Regions from separate parts of the Homo sapiens genome. Here regions 1 and 2 are each linked to region 3. A link is a contact called in ENCODE POLR2A ChIA-PET data. All regions are on one chromosome and are shown on one strand. The core of a region is the stretch at or near the end of the contact, and the rest is flanking DNA. Distances in the headings are between cores, read along the strand shown.

Region 1 (3,652 bases), core at 184-2,683, 320 kb before region 3:
AAAAGATGTTCAACCTCATTAGCCATCAGGGATCATAGAAATACCCTAACAGACCCCTGTCTCTACTAAAAATACAAAAAATTAGCCAGACGTGGTGGCAGGCACCTGTAATCCCAGCTACTTGGGAGGGTGGGGCAGGAGAATCACTTGAACCTGTGAGGTGGAGATTGCAGTGAGCCAAGATTGTGCCACTGCTTTGGGAGGGTGGGGCAGGGGAATCACTTGAACCTGTGAGGCAGAGGTTGCAGTGAGCCAAGATTGTGCCACTGCACTCCAGCTCCAGCAACAGTGTGAGACTCCACCTCAAAAAAAAAAAAAAAAAAAAAAAACAGAAAGAAATACCCTAACATACATACTAGAATGGCCCAAAGAAAAATGATTGACAATACAAACTTGGTCAACATACAGAAAAACAAAACTCTTAAACACTGCTGTAAAATGGCACAATCATTTGGAGAGTGGCCTGGAAATATCTACTAAAGCTAAACATATATCTACTATGTGACTTAGCAATTAAATTCCTAGGAATATACAGAATGTTCAGAGCAACATTATTCACAATATCCCAAAATGGAAATAAACCAAATGTTATCAACAATAAAATGGAGGCCTGGCCCCATGGCTCAGGCCTGTAACTCCAACACTTTGGGAAGCCAAGGTGGGAGGATCGCATGAGGCTATAAATCGGAGACCAGCTTGGGCAACATAGCAAGACCCCATCTCTACAAAAAAGAAACAAAAACAAGCAAAAACAATAAAATGGATACATAAGTTTTGGTGTGTTCTCACAATGGAATACTCTTGTAGAATAATGACAGTGATTAAACAGCTAATGCATACAAAAACATAGACAAATCTCCAGCCACAAATAAAACTAGAATTTTATTTCCATTTGCCTGTTTTCCCCTGGGAAAACACTGTTTCCTTGCAGAGGACTTTCCTGTTAGTGACCCCGCGGGGAAAGCCTCCCAGGCTGAAGGCACTTCACCTATCTCAGCAGTTAGAACAAGCCCTTCAGGGTCCTCATAAAAGTCCCTGGCCTGCGTCAGGGAGAGGCTGATCCCCCAGGGCCGACTGGAATCTGAGCTCAGACCATTAGGAAGCAGGCTCAAAGCATAAGATCCTCGGTGAACAGGCTGTGCAAACGCCAGGTCGAGCTCAGTTGGCGCCGAGCGCCCTTAACCGCACCTAGAGGCCCGACCTGCTGAGGCCCTCAAAGCAGGAGCTGAGGCGGGGGATCCTCAGGCAGGCACTGAGGACAAGGAGGACTTCCATGGGATTACGGCCGCCTACAGAAGAAGTGGACGCCCACCAATAAAGACCAGGCCTGGAAGACTCTGACGGAGCACTACAGCATCCTGAAGTTGCTGGATGGGTATCCCGCAACCCCTGCCTCAGGCTGAGGCTGCCTGCTCTCTGGCCTGGAGAAGGGGAGATGAAGAGAGGAGGCAAGCCTGCTTCCTGGGGCTTTGCCAGAAGCCACAGCCTGCAGCTGCTCTGTCAAATGGCTACAGTCTCTAGAGGACTGAAACCCTTCTCTGAGGCCTTTTGGCCCAGCTCTGTGAAAACAGGACATGGAGGCCCTGCTGGGCTGGTGCTCAGTCTCTGCTTGGTCCCCAGTGTGTAAGTGGCTTCTTTTCTGGGCCTTTCTCTTCCCCCTCTTTACTAACCCCTAATCCCATAGCCCCACCACTCTCTTCCCTTCATGGAGTTCTGCTTTGTGATTTTGTAAAGAAGAAACCTAAAATTTAAGCTAAATTAAAAACAAAACAAACAAACAAAAACCAGACTGCTGAAGGAGGGGATCTTGGTGATGCCAAACATGCTCTCGGGACAAGACAGATCAGTGATTCAAAGCCCGGCTGAGCCATGACAGAGTAAGAAACATGGAGGCCTTCAACAGGTGTCTCAGAATAACTTACGGCAGTCGCTAGAGATTAGATACCTGAAGTTAGGTGAGATAGGATTAGACAATGATAATTTGAGAAATCAATAAATATGAAGCTTTAAAAATTCTTTAAAAATTCAGAGGAACCACTCAGTAAATCTGCCTACATAATAATTATTATATCAAAGATATTTAAAATAAGAAGAAAGTAAATACCAGGAATACGTCTCCTACTTTCCATGTATTCCTTTGACTGCATTATTTGTTCATTCTGCAATGGTCCAGAAATATCAGTTTTTGTCACTGACATAAGAACGGAGAAGACAGAGAGGAGGGAAGGAAAAGAAGAGCTCATTAGTGAAGAGGAGAGAATACATGAGGGAAATGATGAAGAAAGGGGAAAGCTATGGTTGTACAGAGAGAAAACAGGAATTAAGGATGCTAAGTGCACAGCTTCCCTTCACCTGAGTGAACTAGTTGGTACTATTGAACATATATCTGGTACCTCATTCTTTGCAAGAAGTTCTGGAAGCTTCAGAAAGCTCCTCTAAAGATAGTGTCAGAAAGGAGTGAGGGGCTGGAGATAAAGGAAGAAATGGGAACAGCTTTAAAAATCATAGCAGTTTCCAAGTCATATCAAATAATTTTTTAAGCAACAAAATTACTCTCTCTACTAGTAGATTGAATCAAATGAAAGCTACTTTGGAATAAATTTGATGTTGCTCAATGGACTATTGCTAACTCCAAAGATAACAGCACTCTCCCTAGATGATCTTACACTTTTCATGCTTCAGTTGTCACATATGAGAAAAAGTTGAGTTTGTCATAATGCTTTCGGGCCTGGAAACCTCTTAAGCCAGATCAACCTCAATAATTAGGTCAGCATCACCCAATCTGCATGTACAATCTGCATGTGGATATTTTTTTCAAGCTGGTATTTTTTTTTCAATTTGAAAGCAGTCATTGTCTATTAACTGATGAGATTACAACAATAATCATGGTAGATACCTTGTTTTATCTTTCTAATAAGCCTATTGATCTAGCCTTCCCTGTTGCTGGCATTTTCACCTACAAATGGGTGGCCTTTTTCTTTATTCTGTGGAGAAGATAACTTGAAGGGCATAAGAAGTTATTTGCTTCTTTGAAGTATTTTCCAGCTGTATAGATCTCATGAATCAGATTCTTCATGCAGATGATACCAGATTTATCAAGAGATCAAGAAATCAAAGTGTTATCTGTCAAGGCAATTCACTTCTTACTGATTTTGCCATAACCATGCTTATATATTAGTTTATTTTCTGACTTCAGGTTCGGGTACCCCCCTGCAATATGTGGTTCTAAAGCCTCAGCATATTCATTGAGGCCTTGAGCTTAACAAAGTTTCTGTTGAAAATCTGGCAAAGGCAAAAGAGTTGCAACACCTTTTGGACTCACACCATTGATACCTCTGACCCTGATGACAAATGCCAATTTGGGTTCTGCCAGTATATAGCAGTTGCCAGCTTTTTTTGCCAGCCTAGCCATTTGAATCTCAGTTATGGGCATCTGCCTATAGTCCTTGTGATAGTGCTTAGCTTTTTCATAGATAAGCTTCCTCCTTGCCTTTTGAAGCATATTTTCCTTCTTAGGCATTTTGATCTTCAGCTCTGTGAAATTCTTTTGCTCTTTCTTAAAAGTTTCTGGCACAGCAGGAACCTTCTTTTTCTTCTCTTCAGCACCCTTCATGGTTCCAGCCAGAAAAGACATCAAACTGTTTTGTACTTC
Region 2 (4,001 bases), core at 740-3,239, 350 kb after region 3:
CTCTGTTATTTTGTTATACCAGCCTGAGCTAAGACATTTCTCAACTTTTTCCAGAAACTCAATTAGCAGCCAGGCTCTTTAACAGCAGATAGACACAAATTCAAAAGTATCACACCACATTATGTTCCACATACAGTATTGGTTAACTATAATACACCAAGTAATGGCATTGCCCTATCTTGAGATATCTTTATGGATTAGAGGGGAACATTTTAAAATAAGAGCTGTAAAACTGTACTGTTGTAGAGCCTTAGATGATCAAATGACCTTAACCAAGTTTCTGATTAGTTTAACAGTATCGTTGGAAGAGACTTATTTTTCTGTCTACCAAACTGTAAGGCATTTGAGGGTAGGATCCATCTAATAATAATAACATATGCCAGTTATTTAATATTTAGTGGCTGCAAAGTGTTATTCTAAGTGGTTTGCATGTATAAAGTCATTTAATCCTGACAACTCCATTAGATTTTTAATTGAAAATTAGAATATCAATTAATTAATAATTACCATTATTATTCCCATTTGATAGATGAGGAAACTGCAACAGAAATACTAAATAATGGCTAGAGGAGCTAGCGAGTGGCAGGTCTGAGGTCGAACGAAGGCAGCCTAGCCCCCAGAGCCCTGTCTCGACCCTCCATCTCATTCACTGCTGAATCCCTAGTACTCACCCCAGAGCTCATCAGTTGGCTTCACTAAATGTTTATTGAATATATACCTAATGGCTGTTTTTATTAGATGAATGCCAAACCCAGTCACATAAACTTACTGTGTATTAAAAGAAGGAAGTATCCAGGAAATGGGGGTGAAAATGTCATTTAGAAACAGAGGAGGAAAGTGATGGAAGAATAAAGCCTGCATGCAGTAGGAAGGTTCGCTGGGAGTGGAGTGGCTGCAATACGAGAGGAAATAGCGTTACTGCATTTCTGCATTACTGCATTTTTACTTACAAGTGTGCGATCTTATACAAGTTATGTAATCCTTTTGAGTCTGCTTTCTCGTATTTAAAAAGCAGATAATCACAATATATATCATAAAGCTGTTTCAGAGGTTAAACACATATTTTAAGTAAAACACCTAAGAGGGTTACTGGCACATCGGTAGGGATCAATAAATGTTAGCTATCTTTAGTTTTACTTGCATTATACGCAGAACATTAGAGGCATGGAACAGTGTCTGACACATGGTTGAAATTCAATATATATTGACTGAGTGAATTAATGAATGAATAAAGATGGATCCATAAAGATAAATGGATGGCTAGATGGACAAAGTATGTTTTCTGAGTTCAGCTTCCCTAAAAAATACAGAGAATACAGAAAACAACCACTGAAAAATTATTGGCAATTATCTCTATATTGGAGGAAACAATTTAGAACAACCTCTGCTGGTCATGATTGGGTTCAGGGATATGACTGGATTGGAGGCAGTAAGGTGACTTCTTTCATTCATCTTCCAAGAAAACAAAGTACTACTATATTTGAACTTACCTGGTAACTTTTACTCTATGTTGTTGTCGTTGTTTTCAAAAATAAACAAACCCCTCCCCACTCTTTCCTTTCTCTTGTTTTCATTTGTGTTTTTTTAAGTGTTTCGTGCTCACTTACCTAAATTACAAAGGTAACTTGGAAACACAGGGGTCTACATAATACGAGGTATAAGGGATTATGTACTGCCATTGTGAGAACCCCTCATACAATCCTGCCTTTTTTCTTTAGTTTCCCTCTTTTTGATCAGATTATGCTCCTGGTGTAAATCAGGCTCAGGACCAAGAGCCCTGGTGGGACCAGCAAGAGGGACACAGCAGGAAAAAGAAGAACAATTCCTACCAAAGCATGTTACTAAGTTTCTTTCTCTCAGGAAGTAATAACAGGAATGTTTTCATTTTCTCAGTTCTAATGATTTCATACTGAAAGAGAAAAAATAAGTCACAAGACCAGTGATCTCCATGGCTGGATTGGCTCCAAGAGAAAAAATCCATGACAAGAATAGCTGGGAGTTGAGTCACTGTGCCCAGAAGTTCTGCAAACATGATTCAGGAGGTAATTCTCTCTGCTTTAGTGTAGCAGGAAGGTGTGGAGAAGGGTCCACTAACATGTATTAACAGCGTGCAGTTTGCCAGGCACCATCCCTGAGGCTTTTCTTGGTTTAGCTGATTTAATCCTTACAATAAACATCTGTGATAGGAAGCAGAGGGAAAGAGAGGTTAAGCAAGTTCCCCAGGGCCACACAACTAAAATGCTGCTCTATTTTGCTTCAGACCTGGAAGACCTGGCAATGTTATCTTAGTTTGGAATATTAACCAAAAATATAAAATTACAAAGACAGGCTCCAAATAGTTCTTTATGCTTTGGAAAAGTAAGAAGTCTCATAAAATATAATTGAATTGTGAAAAATGTAAAATCTTCAGTCTAGGTTAAAAAAAGTAATTATGGAAGAACACAAAATATATATTACTTACATATGTGTTATAGTAATATTATTTACATATGTTTATATTTTAAAATATGTAATATAAAATTACTTTTATATATAGTATAATTAAAAGAATGTACATGGTCTAAATATATTTTGATAAAAATAATATATAGTCTTCTTTCATATGCACACACACACAGAGACATATATATAATGGAAACATACAGAATGGTAACAGGTTTTTACCAACAATTGCTTGTAGCTAATGTAGAACATACTTGAGAAAATGGCTTCTGTGAAAGACCAGTTAGTACCAAAATAATCTGGCCCAGAAAAATAGCCACCATTCTTGACTACATTAATAGAAATAGAATAACCCCCAAAGGGAGATGAGAAGCATTCTAAAGTGCACTGATCATGAGTTTCTATGTGATGATTTGTGTCCATTTGGAGCTCCAGTGCTTTAAAGCTGAAATGAACCCTGGCCTTTCACCACCCTCCCTGCCCATAGTATGGTATATCCTCTTATTCCTTCCCTCTTAGCTTACTGAGAGTGTAATTTCCAACCAGTTAAGCCAAAGAGGACTATTTTCTAGAAAAGGAGAGAGAGAATGAATTAGCAGATAAATGAAGAGTGTGAGGGAGGCCTTTGGTGGTCCTAGGGTTGGAAGAGAGTTTTGGAGAAGCATTCAGGGATTTGCTTTCTACCAGGTGGCAGAATATAGGGAAAGATGGGAGTGTAAGGGGTTTGCATTTATGGAAGGATTCCAGATTTCTAAATGTATTGGCAGGAGCCAAGTTCCTGTCATGACCCTTGATTGGAGACCAGGGCTTCGAGCCAAACCACAAGGGATGATAGAGAACAATTGATAGAAAAATTCATTCATTTCCTGAGAAAGTAATAGGAAAATATAAACCCACAAACAAAAAGTGACCTTCCCATGCTCCCAGAGGGGTAACAGAATTGACAGTGGAAGGAGGGATTTTCCAGCCTAAACCTGGCCTATACACACTGTACTTAAGTAAGGAAGTGGGAAATGGTAGCCAAGTGTGAATTAAATAGCAACTCAACACCATTTTGGACAAAAAATGGGGCCAGGATTTAAGACATGGTGTGAAGCATCTGGTCAATTTCTTTGACCTGGAAATTCTAATTTCCGGAATGCATCGTATTGAAAAACCCACACAATTGTACAAAGACGGACATACAGTGATATTCACTTCAACATTGTTTGTAATAGTGATAATCTGAAAATGACTTAAATGTCCAGCAAAAATACATTAATTAAACATTAAAATATGCCTATTAAATGTTGTCCTTGAAAAAAAATAGCAAGATTATAAGTACTGACATGGAGAGATACCCAAGATTTATCATTGAATTGAAAACCACAGCTACAAAACAACATGGATGGGGAGTGATTAAAGCACATTATGATCCAAGTTTAACTTCAGACTTTTATTTTGTTTATACTGATGAATTTATAATATATAGATTTTTATTTTTATAATTAGAAAACATATGCAAAAAATTTAAGGGTATCAATGTGTAGCAAAGAAAAAAACAAAAGGAAGAATCTCCC
Region 3 (4,031 bases), core at 318-2,817:
GAAAGGTGAAATGCTCAGGAAAAGCAATAATTTAACCTGAAAGGTGAAATGCTCAGGAAAAGCAGATGGTCCAGAGATGCCATACTTCTCATGCAACATTGCTTCCATTGCTTGAAATTGGTGTCTGATTTTTTCATAGAAAAAATGTTATGAATATTACTTTGGAAAATTGTAGTGAAGTCATGGTCACACTTGTGTGTGTGGTCCAGTTCTTTGGGGTTCTCTTTTTCCCAGGTATGCAGCACTTTTACATCTCTGGGCCTCTGCTTGGAACACATCCCATGCAGGTCCTACTTCCCCTTCCCAAACCTTAACCCCTTCTAGCCCCCAGCCCTTTTTTTTGTCTACTCAATTCTTACCCTTTAAGCTTCTGCTTAAGCACTATCTTCTCAGGGAGGCAGCCTCTCCTGAGCTCCTGGCTCAAGTTAGAGCCCATGGCTATAAAAGCCAGTACCCCATATAATTCTTCTTTTGAACCCCTGACAATGTACCCAACTGCTTATTTAGTGCCCATCTTCCTCACTTGGCTGCAGGTTCCATCCAGGCAGAACCTTGCCTAGTTCTATTTCCTTGACACTGCTCTCTGTCCTAGCTCATAGTGCTCTTCAGACATTACTTAAGTTGACTCTGCTCTCCCAGGAATAAACATTACTTCATACTCTGAAAAGGAAGAACCCTATCTCAGGCTGCCCCATTTTCTCTCCCTCTCTCTTTTTTTTTTTTTTTTTTGGCTGTCTCTTTCTGAATAAACTGAGCTGCGCTGCAGCAATGGCTTCTGGTTGCCTGCAAGTGTGTGTTGGTCCAGACAGCCTCCTCCCTAACTACAGTCAGACGTTCTTCTCCAAGCTGTTCTGTTAGAAATTCTTCTAAAGAGAATTTCCTAGCTACACAAATGATACCACATTAACAACAGAGGATTATTATTATTATTATTATTATTATTATTTTGAGGCGGAGTTCCACTCCTTTTTGCCCAGATTGGAGTACAATGATGCGATCTTGGCTCACTGCAACCCCTGTCCCTGGGTTTCAAGCAATTCTCCTGCCTCAGATGCCTGAGTAGCTGGGATTACAGGTGCGTGCCACCACGCTTGGCTAATTATGTATTTTTAGTAGAGATGGGGTTTCACCATGTTGGCCAGGCTGGTCTTGAACTCCTGACCTCAGGTGATCTGTCTGCCTCGGCCTCCCAAGACAACAGAGGATTATTTTTAAGTAAATAATGCCTCTTCCCACACATCTGCTCACAGTAATGGCAGCATGATGTGAATTAATGTCATTAGAAACCCATGCTGTCCTCCAGAGTTGCAAAAGCCTGTCATAGGAAAATTTTATAGTCATAGAAGGATGTTCCCCTCCTTTGAGAGTCTGGTTTGCTATTGTTAGAGGAGAGAAGAGGATTCAGAAGGCTGCCAAACCTGTATGTTGCTGGTTTTGTCTCCTCTGGAGATTGGTGTGACGCTCATGAAGGGGACTCAGCCACCTGTGCAAAGCCCAGCCCTTTATTAAGTCACTGGGCATCTCATGGAGTCAGGGGATGAATTACTGATAGATGACTGGGAGGAGGGTGCTTAGGCACTGCAGTTGAGTGGCTCACAAGGAGCTAAAATTTCACTAATGCGTATTCAGTGGGTGGTTCTGGTTTGCCTGATTTTTGCCTCTGGGCATGGCTGTTTCAGCCTGAGAGGCTGTTCCAAGAATGTTGCTTTACTAGGAGCTCATGCCGCCTGGTGGTAAATATGAAGTACAGCAGTGCAACAGACCAGTTTTACTCCAAGGAAACCCTGTAGAGATGACAGCAATGGTTGGTGATTTCTGCCTCAATTATGAAAGTGATCTGGTGGCAAGTATCTGCACACTAATCCTTAAGTTTAAATCTAGTGGCTATGAGGTGCCCCTGCATGGCAAGCATGAATTTGCAGCTGGAAGATTTCCCTCGATCATATTCCAGTGGTTCTTAAATTTTGATGTACATAAGAATCACCAGGGAAATCTGATTGAAGTTCAGGTTTCCAGCTTCAGCTCCAGAGATTCTAGCTCAGCGGGTGTTAGATGTGACCCAGGGCTCTACCCATTTAAAATGAGCTTCCGATGAGGTTGGTCCGTGTAGCCTATTCTTTGGGAAATGCTGGCCTAATGGCTAAAAACATGAATTGGAAACCAAGCACAAGAAGGAGCAAGCTGATACTTCTGCCAGCAGCATGACATTGGGCTGCTGCTAGCCTCAGTTACTCTTCTGTAAAAAGGCAGTAATGGCCAGGTGCTGTGCCTCACGCATGTAATCCCAGCACTTTAGGAGGCCAAAAAGTGGGAGGATCGTTTGAGCCCAGGAGTTCAAGACCAGCCTGGGCAACATGGCAAGATCCCATCTCTATTTTTTTTTAAAGTCAGGCAAAATTCACAGGGCTGTTGCAGGAGAAAATGGGATCCTAATATAAAGAGCTTGATTCAGGCTCTGGTCATGGCAGGCACCAGTACATCCCAGCTCTTATTATTTGTGGTATTAATCCTAATTATCTGCAAGTTACAGGGCCAGAGAAGACTAGGGGAGTTCGGGTTTTCTAGACCAAACAGACACTCAGTCCTGGGCCTGGAGGTCTCTGCAGTGAGGTGCTGCCACAGACAGAGCCACCTTAACTCCTCAGGACAACCAGTGGCTTCCGACACACACTATGCACTGGAGGGCAAGCAGCTCTCAGCTTGGGAGCAACTGAGGATGGTGAACAGCCTGGGCAAGGAGTGCTCTGAGGCTAAGACCCTGAACAGCAGGGTCAGTATTTTTTTATATCTTTGTGCCTTTCAGGCCAAATGGAAGTTGGTAGCTCTCCTATCCCATTGCATTTCTAGAGCAATCTCTGTCTCCTCAATTATAAAGTGCGCTGATAATACTTCCCCAGATAGTTGTGAAGAACAGCTGAGAGATGATATGTGTAAAACCCTTACCTGATGATTGATGCTAATGGTCCTTGGAAAGTATTGTTCTCTCTCTCATTCCTTCTGGCGTGAATATATCCATAGTATCCTTTTCAAAGACAGATAGATCAAGAGAAGGGAAACAGATGGTCCAGATGTGTAGTGAGATTTTAAGGCAGTGTTTCTCAATGTTTTTTAAAAAATCCATGTTTCCCTCAATAAACATAAAAGTCAGACCACCTGTTTCTATATGTATATATGTATGTGTATATATATGTATATAAGTTTAATACATAGTATATGCATTAAAAGTCATATCTTGTATATTAAAAGTCACACACATATATATGTATATATGTATGGGAAATGTATCTATATGTGTGTGTGTGACTTTTAATATACAAGATATGACTTTTAAGATATATAGGCACAGCGGCTTATGCCTATAATTCCAGCATTTTGGAAAGTCAAGAGGAGAGAATTGCTTGAGCCTAGAAGTTCAAGGCTGCATCAAGGCTGCAATGAGCTATTATTACATCATTGCACTCCAGCCTGGGTGACAGAGTGAGACCTTATCTCTAATACACACACACACACACACACACACATATATATATATACACACATACATATATATATGTACACACACACATACATATATATGTGTGTATATGTGTATATATACGTGTGTGTGTGTGTGTAATTATTTTCTTTTCACCCATCAGGTTACCAGTACTGGGGTTATGAGTGTAAAGTAATATAATCACTTTGCAAGTTGTGAGGTACTGTAGATTATCCCATTGATACACTTTAATCCATGTTATTTTTTAAAATCTCCAATGTATTCTCAAATTATTCCTCTTTACAGAACCGAAGTGCAGCTCCCCACTTCAGGTAATGTGATTCTACCCTTTGCCTGAGAAACATATCCATCCTAATTGCCATGTGCTCAGCTGGACCACTAGAGGGAGCCATCCTGTAACGGGTGAGGTCAACCTAACAAATGGTATCAGTCGAGTATTGATCGGAGGCCAACGCAAGAAGTTACCAGTAGCCTATTTCAGATTTATTAAAAAACACATAGGTAACGAGTCAGAGCTTTGGCTAGGAATGATTTG

The links. ChIA-PET counts read pairs that join two places held with the same protein, here RNA polymerase II (POLR2A).
Region 1: POLR2A ChIA-PET joins it to region 3 with 12 read pairs in activated T-cell. The contact joins the enhancer-like site here to the promoter of ACTA2-AS1 in region 3. POLR2A ChIA-PET finds 5 or more read pairs at or near these places in 2 of 52 experiments (T-cell and activated T-cell).
Region 2: POLR2A ChIA-PET joins it to region 3 with 10 read pairs in Panc1. The contact joins the enhancer-like site here to the promoter of ACTA2-AS1 in region 3. POLR2A ChIA-PET finds 5 or more read pairs at or near these places in 2 of 52 experiments (CD4-positive, alpha-beta T cell and Panc1).

The regions. Positions count from the first base shown.
Region 1 is chr10:88,615,323-88,618,974 of GRCh38, forward strand. It overlaps a transcript of LIPJ not described here and the pseudogene RPL7P34. Among named protein-coding and RNA genes, the nearest start is that of LIPJ, 30 kb to the left of the region's middle. Within about 2 kb of position 1,434, at least 3 of the 41 ENCODE cell types and tissues checked have a DNase peak (open chromatin) inside an H3K27ac peak, as active enhancers do.
Region 2 is chr10:89,276,327-89,280,327 of GRCh38, forward strand. It overlaps a transcript of LIPA not described here. Among named protein-coding and RNA genes, the nearest start is that of IFIT2, 24 kb to the right of the region's middle. Within about 2 kb of position 1,990, at least 23 of the 41 ENCODE cell types and tissues checked have a DNase peak (open chromatin) inside an H3K27ac peak, as active enhancers do; they include Panc1, where a contact is called at or near this core.
Region 3 is chr10:88,931,117-88,935,147 of GRCh38, forward strand. ACTA2-AS1 (ACTA2 antisense RNA 1) reads left to right here and starts at 1,568. Exons shown (of 5, transcript NR_125373.1): 1 at 1,568-1,843; 2 at 2,525-2,770; 3 at 3,782-4,031. It overlaps ACTA2 (actin alpha 2, smooth muscle), which reads right to left. Exons shown (of 9, transcript NM_001613.4): 9 at 3,958-4,031. RefSeq lists an enhancer at 1,159-1,258.